Regions from separate parts of the Homo sapiens genome. Here region 1 is linked to region 2. A link is a loop called in an ENCODE intact Hi-C map of the cell type or tissue named here. Cell type or tissue: PC-9. All regions are shown on one strand. Each heading gives the region's core, and the rest is flanking DNA. Links, peaks and the distances in the headings are about the cores only. Region 1 overlaps OASL (2'-5'-oligoadenylate synthetase like). Region 2 overlaps LOC105370029 (a long non-coding RNA gene).

Region 1 (10,832 bases), core at 4,485-8,484, 360 kb after region 2:
TGGAGGGTGGCTTAGGAAACAAGGAACAGGCTTCTACCCGCCCCATGGCCCCCCAGTGACTTTGATAAGCCACCAACTTGAGATGCCAGCTGTGTTGGTGTGGGAGGTCGATGCTCAACTATGGTGGCAGCCTTACTGCTTAATACAGCCAATCCATAAAACTCTATGCCACGTTACACTAGCCCGTCTCTCTTTTTTTCTGTAAGATTTGGTGGGCAAACAGTGGTCCAGTACCTCTCTTTTTTGAGCTGTTTTCTGACACAATCCTCAATGATTGCATTGTGGAGTGTGTAGTACTTGGTCCAGTAGATACAGATGACTTCATACTCCAGGAGCAGGTCCATCACAGTGGTGAAGCCTTCGTCCAACATGAAATTCTCGTCTTCTTCAGTACCCATTTCCCAGGCATAGATGGTTAGAAGTTCAAGAGCATAGAGAGGGGGCAGATTGGCTCTGGGGGACCTGGCTTTCACATACTGTTGAAAGAGATGGGAAGACAGAGAGAGAGAGACCCTAAGATTCTGTGTAAGGATGGCGTTGGACCAGAAGCTGAGAAATCCAAGTTCTAGTCCTGGCTCTGCTGCCTACTGGCTGTGTGACCTTGGCCATGTCACATTCCATCTCTAGACATAGGTTTCACCATTTTAGAATTAAAGGGCTGAGTTAGTCCATTGGGCTTCAATATATGCTCAACAGATGTAACTCCTGGAATGAACTTATGAACAGGTATGAGCAGATTGCGCTCGGTCACAAACATTCTAGCCTAAGCAGTCCCATTTAAATCTATTTTAATGTATTGAGCTGCTGAGAAATGTTTCTTAAAAGAAAGGAAAGGTTTCCTTAGATAGAGGGAAAAAATGGTAATAGGTGAGATTCTGTAGTGAAGATTGGGGTTGCCTCTCTAGCAGACATTCTTTCCTTCCCCATTGCATAGTAGCCATGATGTTTGGAAGGGGTTGACCCCCACCCGCAGCTCCAGGATGGGCCCTGACTGGCACAGTCCTATCAGCATAAACCTTTCCCCCTTGCAAGTGATTGCTTCAAGAGAAGGCATGCGATCTAAGTTGGCTCAACTAGAGTAAAGCCTAGTTCTTTTGTTCAGTGGTTGAAAGAAGAGAAGTCCTCCCATGTGTGAATATGAGGGCAGGAATAGTTGTGGCCATTTTGCCACCAAGAGGGAAACAAGCCAAAGGACCAAGCTGACATATAGAGGAATGAGAAGCTGAGAGAATTCCAGAGAAACAGAGCCAGTGCCCTCACCAGTGCCTGAAACCCGCCCCCCCCGCCCGCCCCCCCTACTGTTTAGGGGTTTTCCTACATAAGCTGATAATTCCCTTTATTGTTTAAGCCAGTTTGAGTTGGTTTTTGTGTTTTTCTCTTACTTGCAAAAGGAAGCATCTTAACTGACAGTGGTCACTTCCTGTGTTAAGAATCTCACTGAGGCCGGGCGCAGTGCCTCCCGCCCGTAATCCCAGCACCTTGGGAGGCCGAGGCGGGTGGATCACTTGAGGCCAGGAGTTCGAGACCAGCTTGGCCAACATGGTGAAACCCCGTCTCTACTAAAAATACAAAAATTAGCCAGGTGTGGTGGCAGGTGCCTGTAATCCCAGCTACTTGGGAGGCTGAGGCGGGAGAATCGCTTGAACCCAGGAGGAGGAGGTTGCAGTGAACCAAGATCATGCCACTGCACTCCAGCCTGGGCAAGAGTGAGAACTTGTCTCAGAAAAAAAAAAAAAAAAAAAAAAAGAATTTCACTGATACATTGATATTTAGCCAGAAAGTGAAAAATTTTGGTCAAATATTCAGTAGTTTGATTTGTGGAAGTAAAACTGACATATTTTCCTATGGCCATCATATATGAATATTAGCTCCCATCCCAAAGTCAGAGGAGAAAAAAAAAAGCTATAACACTTTGGCCTTGAAACAAACACAGAATCATCTTGTATAATTCTCATCTCCCAAATAAATGAAACCTTGGGCCTTTCCTATAGGTCACTGACTTACTAACAAAAAAACTTTATCCTTGACCTTAGAAATTCAATTTTGAATTAAAATGTATTTATAAGGCTGGGCTCAGTGGCTCACGCCTGTAATCCCAGCACTTTGGGAGGCCAAGGCAGGTGGATCACAAGGTCAGGAGATCGAGACCATCCTGGCTAACACGGTGAAACCCCGTCTCTACTAAAAATATAAAAAATTAGCTGTGCATGGTGGCGGGCACCTGTAGTCCCAGCTACTCGGGAGGTTGAGGCAGGAGAATGGCATGAACCCGGGAGGCGGAGCTTGCAGTGAGCTGAGATTGCGCCACTGCATTCCAGCCTGGGCGACAGAGCAAGACTCTGTCTCAAAAAAAAAAAAATTATAAGTTAATTAATTTGTTTTGTAACTTTTTGCAAATTCATCCTTAACACTCAATTTTGTAAACCATAACTAATAACATTATAATTTTGTTAGAAATTTAAACTCATGGTAATATAACTTATTTTCTTCAATATTAGTGAAATGTTACATTCTTAAAACTTAGATGATATATAAAATGTAGGATGCCTGTAATCTGTAAGATGTAAGCCTTAGTGAATAGATAAAAAAAATACCCAGCTCAACTTACTTCACCTCCGGGGCTCAAGTGATCCTTCCTCCTCAGCCTCCTGAGCAGCTGAGACTACAGGAACCCATCACCACCCCCAGCTAATTTTTGTATTTTTGTATTTTTTGTAGAGACGGGGTTTCACTATGTTGCTCAGGCTGGTCTTGAACCCTTGGGCTCAAGTGATCCTCCTACCTCAGCCTCCTAAAGTGCTGAAATTACAGGCGTGAGCTACCACATTTGGCCGGTAATTGTTTTTTCTTTAAATCCCTGTTATATTTTATTTTATTTTTTGAGACAGAGTCTTGCTCTCTTGCCCAGGCTGGAGTACAGTGGCGCGATCTCGGCTCACTGCAAGCTCCGCCTCCTGGGTTCACACCATTCTCCTGCCTCAGCCTCCCGAGTAGCTGGGACTACAGGCGCCCGCCACCACGCCTGGCTATTTTTTTGTATTTTTAGTAGAGATGGGGTTTCACTGTGTTAGCCAGGATGGTCTCGATCTCCTGATCTCATGATCTGCCCACCTCGGCCTCCCAAAATGCTGGGATTACAGGCGTGAGCCATCATGCCCAGCCTATTTTATTTTTATTGGATCAAATCTTTCCTTCTGCTGTCTGATTCCCTTGTAACTTCTCTGCAAGTTCTATATAATAAATGATTTTTGTCTCTGAGTTCTGTTTTGCAGTTGGAGTTTCCGTTATCTCGGAGGAAGATTTTGTTTCCAAAACTGACTGAGCTGCTGCCTGAGAAATGTCCCTGAGGGCTGTTTACACTCACACATGCCCTCTTTTCGACTCCTGGGGTGGAATTAAAGAAATCCTTCCCCTTGTTAGTCCTTAACCTGCTGTGACGAATGGCCACAGTACCCGGCGAAGCTGACATCTGCCAGGCCTAGACTGTAATTGAAGGGTAACAAGAACATGTGGGGTGGGTGTGGTGGCTCGTGCCTGTAATCCCAGCACTTTGGGAGGCCAAGGTGGGAGGATCGCTTGAGACCACTTCGAAACCAGGCTGGTCAACATAGTGAGACCCTGTCTCTACAAAAGAAAAATAAAAAAAATTAGCTGGGCATGGTTGTGCATGCCTGTAGTCCCAGTTACTTAGGAGGCTAAGGTGGGAGGATCACTTGAGCCAGGGAGGTCTTGATCCAGGGAGGTGGAGGCTACAGTGAGTGGTGATTGCACCACCGCACTACAGCCTGGGCAACAAAGCAAGATCCTGTCTCAAAAAAAAATAATAAAATAAAATAAAAATAACTAGTTTACTGAAATACTGTAGAGCACCTATTTTTCTCCTTCCTTCTCTGTTTCTTTCTCCTCTTCCTCCTCCTCTCCTCCTTTTCCACCTTCTTCACTGACGGTTTCACTTTACATTTCAAAAGACTAGCATTCTCTCCCTCTCTACCTGCTTCCATTTCCCCTGGCTGCAGCTTCCTGAGATGAAAATCAGGCCCTGCCTTTCCTCCTCACCCTCTTCCCTCTCCTTGCCCCTGCCATCCTGGCAGCCCCCTCACCTGCTGGTACCAGTGTTTCACCAGGCGCAGGAGGCTCTTCAGCTTAGTTGGCCGATGTTTCACGAAATTTCTCTGCAGCTCGCTGAAGGATGGGCAGAAATTTCCAGGACCACCGCAGGCCTTGATCAGGCTCACATAGACCTCAGGGGGTGGCTGGGAGTTGGGAAGAGAAGGCCCTGAGGAGTGAAGGAGCAAAGGAAGAGATTGGGGATTGAGGAAGCCAGAGGGTGGTAAGTAGTATTTTGGGGAGAGCCTGCCTTTACATTGGAAGTATCCCTCCAGGGACACTTGAGACCTCATATCTTCAGAAACCAAAGGTTTGCCTTGTCTAATTGTCCTTTTTGTGAAATTCTTACTCTGGAGAACCAACATTGGGCTTTCCATGCATCAGACCCCTCCCTGGATGTCCTCAATGTCCCTCATTTTCTTTAATATCTGTTTTGTATCTCTTTCAATACTCATAGGGAGGCCGGGTGTGGTGGCTTAAGCCTGTAATCCCAGCACTTTGGGAGGCCGAGGTGGGCGGATCACCTGAGGTTAGGAGTTTGAAATCAGCCTGGCCAACATGGTGAAATCCTATCTCTACTAAAAATAGAAAAATTAGCCAGGCATGGCATGGTGGCGGGCTGTAATCCCAGCTACTCGGGAGGCTGAGGCTGGAGAATCACTTGAACCCTGGAGGTGGAGGTTGCAGTGAGCCGAGATCACGGCACTGCACTCCAGCCTGGGCGACAGAGCGAGACTCCGTCTCAAAAAATATATATATATATAAACTCATAGGGAGAACCAGGAACCAGTTCCATGGTACACATCACTGAGACATCCCAGCACTCTCTTCCTTGCTAAAATCAGATCCTGTCTCTTATACCTTCTCCAAAGAGCAACTCCACGCAGCCAGCCACTACAGCTGATAGGAGTTAGCACATGAGATGAAACCTCTAGGATCTGGGCTTGCAGCATGTAGGTTTTACTTCAAACACCTAGGACTCTGCCCGAGGACAAACAACAGGGGCCAGTGAGTTAGTGCTCCCAAAGCAGCCCCCAACCAGTGACGGCTGGGAAGCTGGTGAGTAAGCACGCCAGCGTCCCACTTGGGATCCCGAAGAGGTTCGCTCCATAATGGGACTGTGAGTTCTCCCAGGACATGAAGCTCAGGGTGGTGACTTGCCCATGGACGCACGTTGTATTGAATTCTTGCCTTTCCCATCTCAGTTCCATACTTCCCTACCGGTGTTTCCTGGGAGGAATACCCAAATAAACTGCGTATCCTCACATCCATGTCTTAGGATCTGCTTCTATAAAATGCAGTGACAGACCCCCACTCCCACTTTTAGCTCCTTCCCCTCACTGGGTGTCAGAGCCTCCTGAATGTTGTTTCCCCAGAAAGTCACTTCCTGAGCACCCTTTCTGTGGTTACCCAGGCCACCCCATTCTTTTTCTCTGAGCATTTACACCATTTGCAATCATGTTTTTTTGTTTGTTTTTTTGTTTTTTGTTTTTTTGAGACGGAGTCTTGCTCTGTTGCCCAGGCTGGAGTGCAATGGCGCGATCTTGACTCACTGCAACCTCCGCCTCCTGGGTTCAAGTGATTCTCTGCCTCACCCTCCTGAGTAGCTGGGATTACAGGCGCCCACCACCACACCCAGCTAATTTTTTGTATTTTTAGTAGAGATGGTATTTCACCATCTTGGCCAGGCTGGTCTTCAACTCCTGACCTCATGATCCACCTGCCTTGGCCTCCCAAAGTGCTGGGATTACAGGCGTGAGCCACCGCGCCCAGGCTGCAATCATGTATTTATCTCTGCAATTCTTTGGTCAATTTCTGTATTCCAAGTTGAGCAATATGATAGCCAGAGTTGAGTTAATCCTGTGCACTGCAATAACCCAGCCCCAAGCATAGGACACAGATGAAATGAATAAATGTGGGTGTGTGCACGTGGCCATGAGTAAAGGTGAGACACTGGGAAGTCTCCTGGGGTGGGCAAGTGTGTGAGTCGGGTGAGCTTCCCCTCCCCTTACCCAGGGCTCTGTAGGCAGGCACAATGGTGACCGTGATGGGCTCCGCAGTCCCCCTGGTCTGGATGGTGAAGACGAGAGCATCGGGGACTCTCTGCTCCATCCTCAGGTCCTCGAGCCCGAGGTCCAGCAGGTCCTGGCTTTGCCACATGGTTTTCCATATCAGCCTCAGAACATCTTTGTGATGCTTGGCTGCCTCCTGGAAGCTGTGGAAACAGCTCAGAAACGCCACCAGCTCCACCTCTCTGGTGCTCCTGAGAACCGTGCCATTCCCGAAGGAGCCCACCTGCAGAACACAGAGCCCCGTCACCCTGAGGCCCACTGCCATGAGCCAGGCAACCCCTGCGGCACTTCACATGCACTGTCTCACTGAATGCTCACCACCCGCTGAGGGATGGGTTGTGGGTAGTACTAATACCCACACTTTACAGGTGAGAAAACTGAGATGTCTGGAGGATCTCGAGACATGGGATGGAGAAATGGGGCAGCCTGAAAAAGATCTTGACACTTCCCTGTTTCTTAGCTAGGTAAATGTTCTGACTCCTAAGACCTTCATCTCTAAAATGAAAGCAATGGCAGAATATGAGTCACTGGGCTACTGGGAGGATCAGATGAAATAATGTATGCCAAGGGTTTGGTGGGGTGCCTGGCACACAGGAAGTCAGCAACACATTTGTCTTTCTCCTCATTAGTCATTTGTCTCAGGTCTCGCAGTTTGCAGCCCTCAGAGCCCAGACTCTTTTTTTTTTTTTACACAGGGTTTCACTCCCGTTGCCCAGGCTGGGCTGCAGTGGCATGATCTTGGCTCAAGCAATCCTCCCACCTCAGTCTCCCAAGTAGCTAGGACTACAGGCCTGCGCCACCATGCCTGGCTAATTTTTGTATTTTTTGTAGTGACTGGGTTTTGGCATGTCGCCCAGGCTGGTCTCGAACTCCTGGACTCAAGCGATTTGCCCCCTTGGCCTCCCCAAATGCCCAGCTTCTTATCTACTACACTGCATTGCTTCTGAGACCCAGTCTTCTTACCCACAGAGTAAGGCCTACTCCAGAGGAATGGTAGCATCTACTCCATAGGGTTGTTTGAGGATTCTGGGGGTGGTGGTGGGGCTGAATAATTTCATGACATTATAAAGCAAGGAGCAAGTTTGCCTGGTGGATTTAAGAGCCATAGGCTGTGAAATGGAGCAGCCTGAAAAAGATCTTGACTCTTCCCTGTTTCTTAGCTGGGTAAACATTCTGACTCCTGAGACCCTCATCTGTAAAATGAAAGTAATGTTGGAACAAGAGTCACTGGGCTACTGGGAGGATCAGATGAAATAATGTATGCCAAGCGTTTGGTGGGGTGCCTGGCACACAGGAAGTCAGCAATACATTTCTCTTTCTTCTCATTATCCAGCTGACTTAGACAATCTCTTCTGCTGCCGGGGGGTCAGTTTTCCTGTTAGTAATGGAAGGAGGTCGAGAAGGGATTTTTCGATGTTTTGAGATTCTAGATGAGCTCTCCAGGCCCTGGTGCCTCTGGTATGCAAAGCGCCACAACTCTCTGGCCTCCTCTCCTTCTCATTCTGTGTTGGGAGGTGGAATTGCTAGGGAGGCATCAGACCCCCAGAAGGCTACTTTTCTTGGTGGTTGGAGTCACTGCACAAGAATCAGATTCCAGCTGTTGCCGGATGATATAACATGCCCTGTGTGACATGAGCACGGATGCTGGATGACATGAGCACGCCCTGTGTCTGGCACCCATAAGAGCCCTGTATACATATTATTCCTTTTAATCTTTACTTCCCAGCCAGGCATGATGGCTCATGCCTGTAATCTCAGCACTTTGGGAGGCCAAGGTGGGCGGATCATGAGGTCAGGAGTTCGAGATCAGCCTGGCCAACATGGTGAAAGCACATCTCTACTAAAAATACAAAAATTAGCCAGGTGTGGTTGTGTGCACCTGTAATCCGAGCTACTGGGGAAGCTAAGGCAGGAGAATCGCTTGAACCCAGGAGGCAGAGGTTGTGGTGAGCTGAGATCTCGCCACTACACTCCAGCCTGGGCGACACAGCGAGACTCCATCTAAACAAAACAAAACAACAAAAAAAAACGCCTTCACTTCCTGTATTGAGGTGGGTACTAGGAGAATTATCTCCAATGTACAGATGAGAAGACTGAGGCAGTGAGGAGCTTGCCATGGTCTCCCAGCCAGAAGGCAGCAGAGTCAGAGAAAGAGCCAGAACTCAAGTAGGGGATGGTTCTTCCGCCTCTTTCTTCCTCGTGACCCAAGGCTGTGAGCCAGGCCCTGCTTCCAAGGGACCATGGGCATTCAGACCCAGCACCTCCACCCCCTGGGAGAGGGTTGGAGATGGCACCCTGTGTGTGAATGAAGGACACATTCCCCCCGAAGGCCAGTCTAGACTTCCCTTTCTTTTTGAGACAGGGTCTTGCTCTGTTGCCCAGGCTGGAGTGCAATGGCACGATCTTCACTCACTGAAGCCTCGACCTCCTGGGCTTAAGCAATCCTCCCACCTCAGCCTCCGGAGTAGCTGGAACTACAGGCATGCACCGCCATGCCCAGCTAATTTTTTATATATATTTTTGTAGAGTCGGGGGTCTCACCATTTTGCCCAGGCTGGTCTCGAATTCCTGGGCTCAAGCAATCCTCCCACCTTGGCCTCCCAAAGTGCTGGGATTACAGGCGTGAGCCACTGTGCCTGGCGTAGACTTCCCTTTCTGCCTTTCCCACTGGTAAGATCCAGGCAGAGAGAAAAGAACACATCCAGAACAGGCTTCCTGATTTGCTTCAGTTTTAAACCTATTTAAGCACAATTCATTTGAAGACGAGCATTCCCTTATGTGGACCAGCTCCGCTCACTAGATTTTCAGAGGGTGGGGAACGGGAGGGTTTAGACTCTAAATAAGATATATTATTCCTCATTAGTCATGGCTCACTGGGGATTGCTACCATTTAGTGGTTTCAAGAGGAAAAGTGGCTATGATGTGCAGGAAGTATTTGAGGCTTAGGTAAATAGCATTTCCTGCCGTAAAAACTCATTCTTGGCCGGGCGTGGTGGTTCACACCTGTAATCCCAGCATTTGGGGAGGCCGAGGTGGGTGGATCACTTGAGGTCAGGAGTTCGAGACCAGCCTGGCCAACATGATGGAACCCCGTCTCTACTAAAAATGCAAAGATTAGCCAGGCGTGGTGGAACACACACACACACAATAAACTTATTCTTGTAGCATCCTCCTCTTACCAGACATTCCTTATTCCCTCCACTTTATTCTCAAGTTTGTTGGGGAGGGGGTGGTCTAGGAGGGTCTGCCAGAGTCAGACTTGAGTCCCAGGCCCAGAAGAAAGCTTGGCAAGAATTATAATGATGCTTCTGTTTCTGAGCATTTATCGTGCATGAATCATTCAGCCTGCATTGCACCACTGGCTTGGTGAGGGAGAGATGATGATGATGCCCCAATCACAGATGAAAAGAATGTGGGTTTGAGAAAGAAGAGTGGGAAGGTCAAAACCACACAGCTGGTAAAGGAAGAAGCGAAGAGTCTGTCTAATATCAAAATTTGTGGTTTCTCACTTATAAATTGTATGGCCTCAGGCTTCATATGCTGGGGATAGGTGCAAAGAACGGATAGGGGCCCAGGGCTTCTAGATCCCTCTGTGAGTTGGTTGCCCCTAGAGAGAGAACTTGAGCACTGGGCTGGGAGTCAGGGGTCCTAATTCTAGTCTTGCCTTTGCCACCAACTCGCTGTGTGACCTTGGGGTATCTCTCACCCTCTCTGTGCCTCGGTTTACTTAATTTTTTAAGTGAGTCATTGGTGAGACTGTCTGATTCTCCAAAGTCTTTCTAGCTCCGACCCTCTTGAATTTTGATCTTAGCTAGCACAGGCGGTGGCATGAAACAGCTGGAGGAAGGGCTTGGGGGAAAATCTCAGTGAGGGGGGCTTGGGTCCCTTGAGTCAAGTTCAAATCCCAGCTTCAACACTGTGTGACCTTGGGCAAGTCACCTCACCTCTCTGAGCCTCCATTAAAAAATCATTTTAGGCCGAGTGCAGTGGCTCACTGTAATCCCAGCACTTTGGGAGGCCGAGGAGGGCAGATCATGAGGTCAGGAGATCGAGACCATCCTAGCCAACACGGTGAAACCCTGTCTCTACTAAAATACAAAAAATTAGCCGGGCGTGGTGGTGGGCGCTGTCGTCCCAGCTACTTGGGAGGCTGAGGCAGGGGAATTGCTTGAACCTGGGAGGCAGAGGTTGCAGTGAGCTGAGATCGTGCCACTGCACTCCAGCCTGGTGACAGAGCAAGACTCTGTCTCAAAAAAAAAAAAACAAAAACAAAAATCATTTTATTGGCCGGCCAGACATGGTGGCTCACACCTGTAATCCCAGCACTTTGGGAGGCCAAGGTGGGCATATTCTTGATCCCAGGAGTTCGAGACCAGCATGGGCAACATTGGTGAAACCCTATCTCTACAAAAAATACAAAAATTAGCTGAGCATGGTGGTGCATGCCTGTAATCCCAAGCTATTTAGGAGGCTGAGGATCACCTGAGCTCAGGGAGATTGAGGCTACAGTGAGTGGTGATTGTGCCACTGCACTCCAGCCTGGGTGACAGAGCGAGACCCTGTCTCTAAAAAAAAAAAAAGTCATTTTATTATCAAAAAGTTAAAACACATAGAAAAATAGATGATACAACTAACACTCATATACCCAACTAG
Region 2 (10,237 bases), core at 392-4,391:
GTAATTTGTCTTTTTGTTGGTTTGTTCATTTTAAAATTATTTTTATTTGCTTTTGTTTTTTGTTTTGGCTCCCGCCAGGAAACGTTTTTTTTTCTTTCTTTCTTTGTTTTAGAGACAGGGTCTCACTCTGGCACCCAGGCTGGAGTGCAGTGGTGGGATCATAGCTCACTGCAGTCTTGAACTCTTGGGCTCAAGCGATCCTCCTGCCTCAGCCTCCTGCATAACTAGGACTACAGATGCACACCAGCTGATTTTTAAATTTTTTTTGTAGAGACAGGGTCTCAATCTGTTGTCCAGGCTGTCTTGAACTCCTGGCCTCAAGGGATCCTTCCACCTCAGCTTCCCAAAGTGCTGGGATTACAGGCGTGAGCCACAGTGCCCAGCAACTTGTCTTATATTTTGGGGTTCCTAGTATGACTGTTTGAAGAAAGGGGTCTGAGACTTTTCAAGGACTGAGATGCACTTTCCTAGCCAAGAGTTCTTTCTGCAACCTGCACCACTACCTTCCCTGCTGGGGAGCTCTGGGTGTGTCATCTTAGAAAAGCTCTTTGTCTAAGGCCGAGCGAGGTGGCTCATACCTGTAATCCCAGCACTTTGGGAGGCCGAGATGGGTGGATCGCTTGAGGTCAGGAGTCTGAGACCAGCCTGACCAACATGGTGAAACTCCGTCTCTACTAAAAATACAAAAATTAGCCAGATGTGGCAGTTCATGCCTGTAATCCCAGCTATACGGGAGGCTGAAGGACGAGAATCACTTGAACCCGGGAGGCAGAGGTTGCAGTGAGCGGAGATTGCACCGCTGCACTCAGCCTGGGTGACAGAGTGAGACTTTTGTCTCGAAAACCAAAAAGAAAAGCTCTTTGTCTGAAAGCTCTTTTATTGCACCTGGATTTGCCTCCTGCTGACTCATAAAGGCCAATTTGTCTGCTCATTCATGCACACATGCACTTGATGTTTATTGAGCTCCTACTATGTGCCAGGCCCCATGCAAGACTTCCTGTCCTCAAGGAGTTCAGACTCTAGCAGGGCAAACAGATCAGAAACCAGAGAAATGTAATCTAGTGGCCTAAGTGCTACATATTAGTAGTACCCACTAGGTTAGCCTAGAGCCCTGGAGGTACATAAAAGGCACCCGATTCAATCTGGTGGGTGGGTGTGGGGAGGAATGGACAGATCTACTAGGACCTCAAGGATCAGCAGTGCTTAGTTAGGAGAGGTGGGCATGGTGGCTCATGCCTGCAATCCCAGCACTTCGGGAGGCCAAGGCTGGCGGATCACTTGAGGTCAGGAGTTCGAGACCAGCCTGGCCAAATGGTGAAACACCGTCTCTACTAAAAATACAAAAATTAGCCAGGCATGGTGGTGCGCGCCTGCAATCCCAGCTACTCGGGAGGCTGAGCAGGAGAATCACTTGGGAGGCAGAGGCTGCAGTGAGCCGAGATTGCGCCACTGCACTCCAGCCTGGGCAACAGAGCAAGAAATAGCAACCACTATTTCTGGTCTGGGAATAGCATATGCAAAGGCCCCGAGGTAAGGGAGAGTGTGGCCCTTTTGGGAAACTAAGTGGAATTTTGTCTAACTGATGTACTGGGCTGGAGAGAGGAGCAGAGAGAGGTGACGCTCAACAGGGAGGCAGGACCCCATCCCTCCGCAGACCTTGGAGTGTGGAGAGGCTCAGATGGGAACTCTGAGGGGCTGCCTTCTGGCATTAGCCAGGCCCACGGCCACAGAAACGCTGGTGCTATGAAGGGCTCACCTTTGGGGACAAATCTGTCCAGAAGATAGAAGAAAACCCAGGCAGCTGAGGGTAGCCAGGAGGCGTCCCCATAGCAGTGTGGTTAAAAGCATGAGTTCTGATCAAAAAGCAGAGAGCTAGGCTGGGTGCAGTGGATTGCACCTGTAATCCCAGTGCTTTGGGAGGCTGAGGTGGGAGGATCACTTGAAGCCAGGGGTTCAAGACCAGGTTGGGCAACATAGTGAGACCTCATCTCCACAAAAAATTTTAAAAATTAGCCAGATGTGGTTGCATGTACCTGTAGTCCCAGCTACTTGGGATGCTGAGGTGGGAGAATTGCTTGAGCCCAGGAGTTCGAGTCTGCAGTGAGCTATGATCACGCCATTGTATTCCAGCCTGGACAACCGAGCGAGACCCCATCTCAAAGACAGACAAACAAAAATACCAGAAAGCCAGACATTAGATACCACTGATGAGAGAACACAACACCAGCCCCTGGGGTTGCTGAAGGGATCAAATCTGAATCTGATCATGCCTTGAGATCCAGCCAGCAATTTGCAAAAAATCCAGGGGCAGAGAAACATGTTGAGCTGTACCATGAGGAGGACATCAGTTTTTGACATCCACAAACTCCAAACTGGGAAAAACAATACAGGTCAAATGGCTCATATTCTTCAAAGCAAATTACAAGAAAAAGAAAGAGATGGGCCGGGCATGGTGGCTCACGCCTGTAATCCTAGCACTTTGGGAGGCCGAAGTGGGCGGATCACCTGAGGTCGGGAGTTCGGGACCAGCCTGACCAACATGGAGAAACCCTGTCTCTACTAAAAATACAAAATTAGCCAGGCGTGGTAGCACAGGCCTGTAATCCCAGCTACTTGGAAGGCTGAGGCAGGAGAATTGCTTGAACCCAGGAGGCGGAGGCTGCAGTGAGTCAAGATAGCGCCATTGCACTCCAAAAAAAAAAAAAAAAAAGTGAACTTATAGATCAAAAGAGACTAAAAAGTATCGTGTTTTAAAAAGTGGGCCTGACTAAATGATAGTATGTAGGGATGTGCACTTGGGTGAAAAAAAAAAAAAAAACCACAAAGAAACCCAAGGGAGGCTGGGCGCAGTGGCTCACGTCTGTCATCCCAGTACTTTGGGAGGCTGAGGTGGGTGGATCACTTGAGGTCATGAGTTCAAGACCAGCCTGGCCAACATGGCGAAAACCCGTCTCTACTAAAAACACAAAAACTAGCCAGGCATGGTGGTGTGCGCCTGCAATCTCAGCTACTCAGGAGGCTGAGGAACGAGAATAGCTTGAACCTCGGAGGCAGAAGTTACAGTGATCCGAGATCGTGCCACTGCACTCCAGCCTGGGCGATACAGCAAGATTCCATTGCAAAAAAGAAAAAAAGAAAAAGATTTTTAAAAAGAAACCCAAGGGAATTATTACTATAAAAGTCAGGAAAGTGGTTGCTTTTAGAGAGAAGGAGGGAAAAAGCTATGATTGCAAAGGGGCACAGAGAGGAGCTTCTGGGGTGTCTGACAAAGTTCTATTTCTTAACAAGTAAGGTGATTACAAGAGTGCTTGCTTCATGATAATTCACCAAGTTGTACAATTGTTCTGTGTGGTTTTCTGTGTCTTATTTTACAATAAAAAAAATATCTAAAAAGGCCTGGCGTGGTGGCTCACACCTGTAATCCCAGCGCTTTGGGAGGCTGAGGTGGGAAGATCACGAGGTCAGGAGATCGAGACCATCCTGGCTAACATGGTGAAACCCCGTCTCTACTAAAAATACAAAAAATTAGCCGGGCATGGTGGCAGGCACCTGCAGTCCTAGCTACGTGGGAGGCTGAGGCAGGAGAATCGCTTGAACCCGGGAGGCGGAGTTTACAGTGAGCCGAGATCGTGCCACTCACTGCACTCCAGCCTGGGTGACAGGGCGAGACTCCATCTCAAAAAAAAGAAAAAAAAGTCTAAAAAAAACCAAGTGCAGGTTCAGGAGCCAGCTATCTGGTTTCCAATCTGAGCTCTACTACTTATCAGCCGCGTCATCTTGGGTAGGTTATAAGACTCTTGAGGTCTCAGCTTCCTCATCTGTAAAATGGAGATGATGTTATAGGGAGGCAGGAATTCTACTACTAAACCACCAGTGCTTCCTGACCAGGGGGATGATGTGATAGGGTTGTTCTGAAGATGAAACAAATTATTCTATGTGAAGCCTTTGGAATAGTGCCTGGCACGCAGTAAGCATCGTAAATGTTTTTGCTGCCTGGTGTGGTGGCTCATGCCTGTAATTCCAGCACTTTGGAAGGCCAAAGTGAGAGGATCGTTTGAGCCCAGGAGTTTGAGACCAGCCTGGGCAACACAGCAAGACCCCATCTCTATTTTAAAAAATTAAAAATTAGCCAGGGATGGTGGTGGGAATCTGTGGTCCCAGCTACTCAGGAGGCTGAGGCACAGGGATCACTTGAGCCCAAGAAGTTGAGGCTGCAGTGAACCATGTTCGTGCCACTGCACTCCAACCTGGATGATGGAACGAGGCCATATCTCAAAACAAAAAATTAAATAGAAGTATTCACTATCATTCTTGTCGGTTGTTATTCTCCAGTTGCCTACCACTCTCTCCCATGTGTCATCACGCCTCAGCGATTCCTTCTCAAGAAAAGGAGAAGAGAAAGTTGGGCATGGCATTCTTGAATGGCTATGGCAGAACCTCTTATTGACAGTGACAAGATAATCACAGCTTAAATCTGGGATCTGGCCCTAGACCAGGGAGGGGCTGTCTGCAAGGCAGCCCTGATCCTGCTGTGCCTGTAGCAGGAACTGCAGGGCTGGAGTATCCTTTCATCTCCCTGGAGGTGCCTGCTGCTTGCTTCTGCACTCCAGCTAATGGTTGTCTTTCCTACAGAGGGGACAGGGGTCTGAGTATCATGATTGAGGGATGAGCTCTGGTGTTAACAAGCACATGTTTTTTGGCAGGGCGGGGTAGCCATGCCTGTAATCTCAGCACTTTGGGAGGCCAAGGCGGGTGGATCACCTGAGGTCAGGAGTTCAGACCAGCCTGGCCAACATGGTGAAACCCCGTCTCTACTAAAAATACAACAAAAATTAGCTGGGCATGGTGGTGCGCACCTGCAGTCCCAGCTACTGGGGAGGCTGAGGCAGGAGAATCGCTTGAACCCGGGAGGCAGAGGTTGCAGTGAGCCAAGATCCCGCCACTGTGCTCCAGCCTGGACAACAGAGAGAGACTCTCTCTGCCAACACCCACCTCCGCCAAAAAAAAAAAACACCAAAAATACCAAGCATCTGGTTTCTGACCCCAGCTCTGCCACTTAAGGGAGTTAAGGGATGTACATGTATAGGATGTATGTGTGAAGGGAGTCCCTCACTGTTTATTTTTATTTTTAGTTTTTTTAAACATTAGTTTTTTGTTTTTTGAGGCAAAATCTCACTCTGTCACTCCTGCTGGAGTGCAGTGGTGTGATCTCGGCTCACTGCAGCCTCTGCTTCCTGGGTTCAAGTGATTCTCCCACCTCAGCCTCCCAAGTAGCTGGGATTACAGGTGTGCACCGCCACGCCCAGCTAAATTCTGTATTTTTAGTAGAGATGAGGTTTTACCCTATTAGCCAGGCTGGACTCAAACTCCTGACCTCAATTGATCCACCCGCCTCGACCTCCCAAAGTGGTGGGATTACAGGCGTATGCCACTGCCCCCGGCCATTATCTGTTATTAATGATAATAAATTATCTACCCTGTGGGGTGGATGTGAAGAAATTAACCCTTGCATAATGCTTAGTGGAGGGCCTGGCTCAGGGCCCTCACACATGCTGTTCCCTCTGCCTGGAGTGCTTTTCCTTGTACTCTTTGAATAGCTAGATCCTTCTCATTTCTGGAGTTGAACTTAAATGTCTTTTTCTTGACTTATCTTTTGAAGGAAGGACAGAAGTCACCACCACAGCTCATTTGTATTCTTCAGAGCACACATGAAATCTCTGGCCTGACATATTTATTGTACGACAATATGTTTGTATCTGCTTATTGTTTGAGGCTCCCTCCCCCTCACTAGAATGTAAGCTCCATGTTGGTAGAGACCATTTCTACCTTGTCCAGCATAGTGTCTTCAGTGTCTAGTAGGCACTTAGCAATGATTTATTGTATCAGGCAGGCACAGTGGCTCACACCTGTAATCCCGGCACTTTGGGAGACCAAGGCAGGCTGATCACCTGAGGTCAGGAGTTCGAGACCAGCCTGGCCAAAATGACGAAACCCCATCTCTACTAAAAATACAAAATTTAGCTGGGCGTGGTGGTGGGCACCTGTAATTCCAGCTACTTGGGAGGCTGAGGCAGGGGAATCGCTTGAACCTGGGAGGTGGAGGTTGCAGTGAACTGAGATCGAACCACTGCACTCCAGCCTGCATGATGAGAGGGAGACTCCATCTCAAAAAATAAAAAACAGCCTTGATTCCTAGTCTCATGGAGATAATAGTCTAGACTCTGCTGTCCAATATGGTAGCCACTAGCCATATGTGACTATTTAAATGAATTAAAATTAAACAAAGAATTAGTTCCCCAGACATACCAGTCACATATCACCTGTTCAATAGGCACATGTGGTGTGGATAGACTACCTTCCCATCATGGCAGAATGCTCTTGTCTGGAGGGGCAGCTGACAAGTAACCTGGCCATTTATAATCCAACGTGCAGGTGTGGCTATAGGACTCGTTACCTCCCCAATGTGTCTGGATCTAGGAAAGAAACTGAAAAGAATAAAACAGCTGCTTTCTTTCTTCTTCTTCTTTTTTTTTTTGAGACAGAGTTTTGCTCTTGTTGCCCAGGCTGGAGCATGATGATGTGATCTCGGCTCATCACAACCTCCGCCTCCCGGGTTGAAGCGATTCTCTTGCCTCAGCCTCCTGAGTAGCTGGGATTACAGGCATGCGCCACCACACCCGGCTAATTTTGTATTTTTAGTAAAGATGGGGTCTCTCCATGTTGGTCAGGCTGGCCTTGAACTCCCGACTTCAGGTGATCCGCCTGCCTCAGCCTCCCAAAGTGTTGGGATTACAGGCATCAGCCACCGCACCCGGTCAGCTTTATTTATTTCTGAGTATGTGTACTTTAGTCCTTTTTATTCACCATCTCACTCTGTCTTTACACCTCATTTCCAGGTGAGGAAACTTAGGTTCAGAGAAGGAATGTGACTTGCCAAGCTTACACTGACAGTGGATAGTAAAGACCCTCCTGGCATTCCTGACTCAACAATTGTGTCCTTAACACAATGTAAAAAGTCTGGGAGATGATGATATAGGCAGCTAACAAGCCGAGTGCAGTGGTACACGTCTGTAATCCTAGCTACTTGGGATCAGTTAAGGCCAGGAGTTTGAGTGCAGCCTGGGCAACATAGTGAGACTCTGTAAGTCTGTAAGGCATTCTCTTGAAGTTTGTGGTTTTTTTTTTTTTTTTTTCCTGAGATAGAGTCTCACTCTGTTGCCCAGGCTGGAGTGCAGTGGCATGATCTCAGCTCACTGCAACCTCCGCCTCCCGGGCTCAAGCGACTCTCCTGCCTCAGCCTCCCAAGTAGCTGGGACCACAGGCGCCTGCCACCATGCCTGGCTAATTTTCGTATTTTTGGTAGAGACAAAGTTTCACCATGTTGACCAGGCTGGTCTTGAACTCCTGACCTCAAGTGATCTGCCTGCCTTGGCCTCCTAAAGTGCTGGGATTACAGGCATGAGCCACTATGCCCAGCCTTCTTTTTTTTTTTTTTTTTTTTTTTTGAGACAGAGTCTCACTCTGTTGCCCAGGCTGGAGTACAGTGGTACGATCTTGGCTCACTGAAGCCTCTGCCTCCTGGGCTCAAGTGATCCTCCCACCTCAGCCTCCCAAGTAGTTGGGACTACTGGCATGCGCCACAATGCTCAGCTATTGTTTTTATTTTTTGTAGAGATGGGAGTGGGGGGTGTCTCACGATGTTGCCCAGGCTAGTATTGAACTCCTGGGCTCAAGCGATCCACCTGCCTCAGCCTCCTGAAGTGTTGGAATTATAGGCGTGAGCCACAGCGCCCAGCTGAAGTTGCTTTCTATCGTACTCATTGCAACTCTAGGAGGCTGAAAGTTATCACCATCTCATTCACAGATGAGGAAACCAAGGTGCAGAAGGGAAATGATTTGTCCAAGGCCACCCAGAAGGGAAGGCACTTGTTTTTTCTGTTCTCTGCCTAGACAATGAGCACACTGGGCCTGGCTGGCTTCTTCGCTGTGACTCATATCCTCTTGGGGGACATGAAGACACACCAAGTCCATTCTCCCTCCTGCGAAGTTGGGGACCCGGCCAGGTTTCTCAGTTCGAGTTGCACCCTGGGGGCCAGGACCAGCAGACACGGTGGGCTGGCTCCCCACCTCTCTGGATGGCTCTGGTCCCTCTGTGGTCTAACTCCCAGAGGCCCAAGGTGAGCAAACTTGGTCTTGGGACCAAACCACCCACCTCAGAGTTTCAGGGCTGGCAGGACTGGCTCCCACCCCTGCCTTGTGTTTGCCTTTTGAACTTTTGTTGTGAGTTTATCTTTAAGGGGGAAAAATATCCCATAAACTTAAAAATAGGCAGGACTTAATTAATAGTACGCTTTGTTCTTCTGATCCTTATCTGGACAGGAAGACACAACCCTTTTCAGTTTTATGGGTCAAGGTGAAATTGCCTCTCGGGGCTCAAACACAGCTGCTGCACCTTCCCCTTTTGAACTCTGGTTCCCTTTGGTTTTTTCTCCCTTGGGGAGAAGGGTATTTCCCACTCCTTAGCCTCAGCACTTCATCAAGGTCTTTTCTATTTATCAGATTGCCAGCGGTACCTGTTATAATTATTTCTTCATACATAATTAATAGCTTCTGTGCACTGAGGACTTCTATGGGCCAGGCACGCTGTGAATGGCTCCTAACAGCCCCACATGGTAGGTCTTCTAATTATATCCATTGTACAAGTGAGACAACTGAGGCCCAGAGAGGAGAAACGACTTTCCAAGGGCCACACAGCTCTAAGAAGTGGAGCTAGGCTTTAAATCCAGGTCTCTATGCCCCAAACACCCACGACTATGATTTACTGATCACTTAGCTACGTGCTCAATGGTCCCACAATGCTAATTTTAAAAACCACATCCTGGACGGGCGTGGTGACACATGCCTGTAATCCCAGTACTTTGGGATGCTGAGGGGGGGGCAGATCACTTGAGGTCAGGGGTTCGAGACCAGCCTGGCCAACATGGTGAAACCTTGTCTCTACTAAAATACAAAAAGTAGCCAGGCGTGGTGGTGTATGCCTGTAGTCGCAGCTACTTGGGAGGCTGAGACAGGAGAATCACTTGAACTGAGGAGGCCAAGGTTGCAGTGAGATGAGATCACGCCACTGCACTCCAGCCTGGGTGACAGAGTGAGACACCATCTCCAAAAAAAAAAAAAAAAAAAACCAACTTTAATTTTTTGTTTATTTAAAATATGTTTTCTTATTTTTAACAGTCCTACAAGGTGGGCACAATTATTCTCTCCATCCCACAAATGAAGAAACTAAGGATCAAAGAGGTGAATTCATTTACCCAAAGTCACACAGTGACTAATGGCAGAGCTGTGATTTGCACCAAACTATGTTTGCTACATAGCCAGGCTCAAAGGAAAAGAAGTATATTAGATGCCAAAACATTGGATTCTGGCTGTTCATTGTGTGACTTTGGACAAATCCCTCAACTCTCTGAGCTTTAGCTTCTCATCTGCAAAAAAGGGAACATGACCTAGTTTTCCAACGTTTTGAGGTCATTAAGAGCATCGGATAAGTAGGAACCAATGATTATTGAGAAGCTGCTCTGTCAGGACCTGGGTTTATATGCCTTATATCAGTTTTGGATGAAATTTTGGTGAATTTTGGGCTGGGCGCAGTGGCTCATGCCTGTAATCTCAGCACTTTGAGAAGCCGAGGTGGGCGGATCACCTGAGGTCGGGAGTTCAAGACCAGTAAGACCAACATGGAGAAACCCCGTCTCTACTAAAAATACAAAATTACCTGGGCATGGTGGCGCATGCCTGTAATCCCAGCTACTAGGGACGCTGAGGCAGGAGAATCACTTGAACCCGGGAGGTGGAGGTTGCGGTGAGTTGAGATCGCGCCATTGCACTCCAGCCTGGGCAACAAGAGCGAAACTCTGTCTCAAAGCAAGAAAAAAAAAGAAAAAAGAAATTATGGCAAATTTTATCTTTAAAAAAGTCTCTTCTGGCCAGCATGGTAGCTCATGCCTGAAATCCCAATACTTGGGGAGACTGAGGTGGGCGGATCACTTGAGGTCTGGAGTTTGAGACCAGCCTGGCCAACATGGTGAAACCCCATCTCTACTAGAAGTACAAAAATTAGCCAGATGTGGTGGCACATACCTGTAATCCCAGCTACTCAAGGAGGCTGGGGCAGGAGAATTGCTTGAATCCGGGAGGCAGAGGCTGCAGTGAGCAGAAATCACACCACTGCACTCCAACC

Evidence for each region. A loop is a pair of places that touch in the nucleus more often than their neighbours do. Peaks named below come from ENCODE experiments on the same cell type or tissue, not always from the same donor. Only the 100,000 strongest peaks of a DNase experiment are listed, where the experiment ranks them.
Region 1: a loop joins it to region 2, with 5 times the contacts of the local background. A loop is called at or near these places in 1 of 110 quality-filtered maps.

The regions. Positions count from the first base shown.
Region 1 is chr12:121,027,342-121,038,173 of GRCh38, forward strand. OASL (2'-5'-oligoadenylate synthetase like) reads right to left here. Exons shown (of 6, transcript NM_003733.4): 2 at 6,120-6,402; 3 at 4,101-4,276; 4 at 235-476. Among named protein-coding and RNA genes, the nearest start is that of OASL, 6.5 kb to the right of the region's middle. In PC-9, for the core only: no CTCF peak of the experiment used is centred there; a DNase peak (open chromatin) is centred at 6,740; H3K27ac peaks cover 2,005 bases.
Region 2 is chr12:120,669,910-120,680,146 of GRCh38, forward strand. It overlaps LOC105370029 (a long non-coding RNA gene), which reads right to left. Exons shown (of 3, transcript XR_945449.3): 3 at 6,267-6,485. It also overlaps a transcript of CABP1 not described here. Among named protein-coding and RNA genes, the nearest start is that of MLEC, 12 kb to the right of the region's middle. RefSeq lists an enhancer at 4,305-4,404. In PC-9, for the core only: no CTCF peak of the experiment used is centred there; no DNase peak of the experiment used is centred there.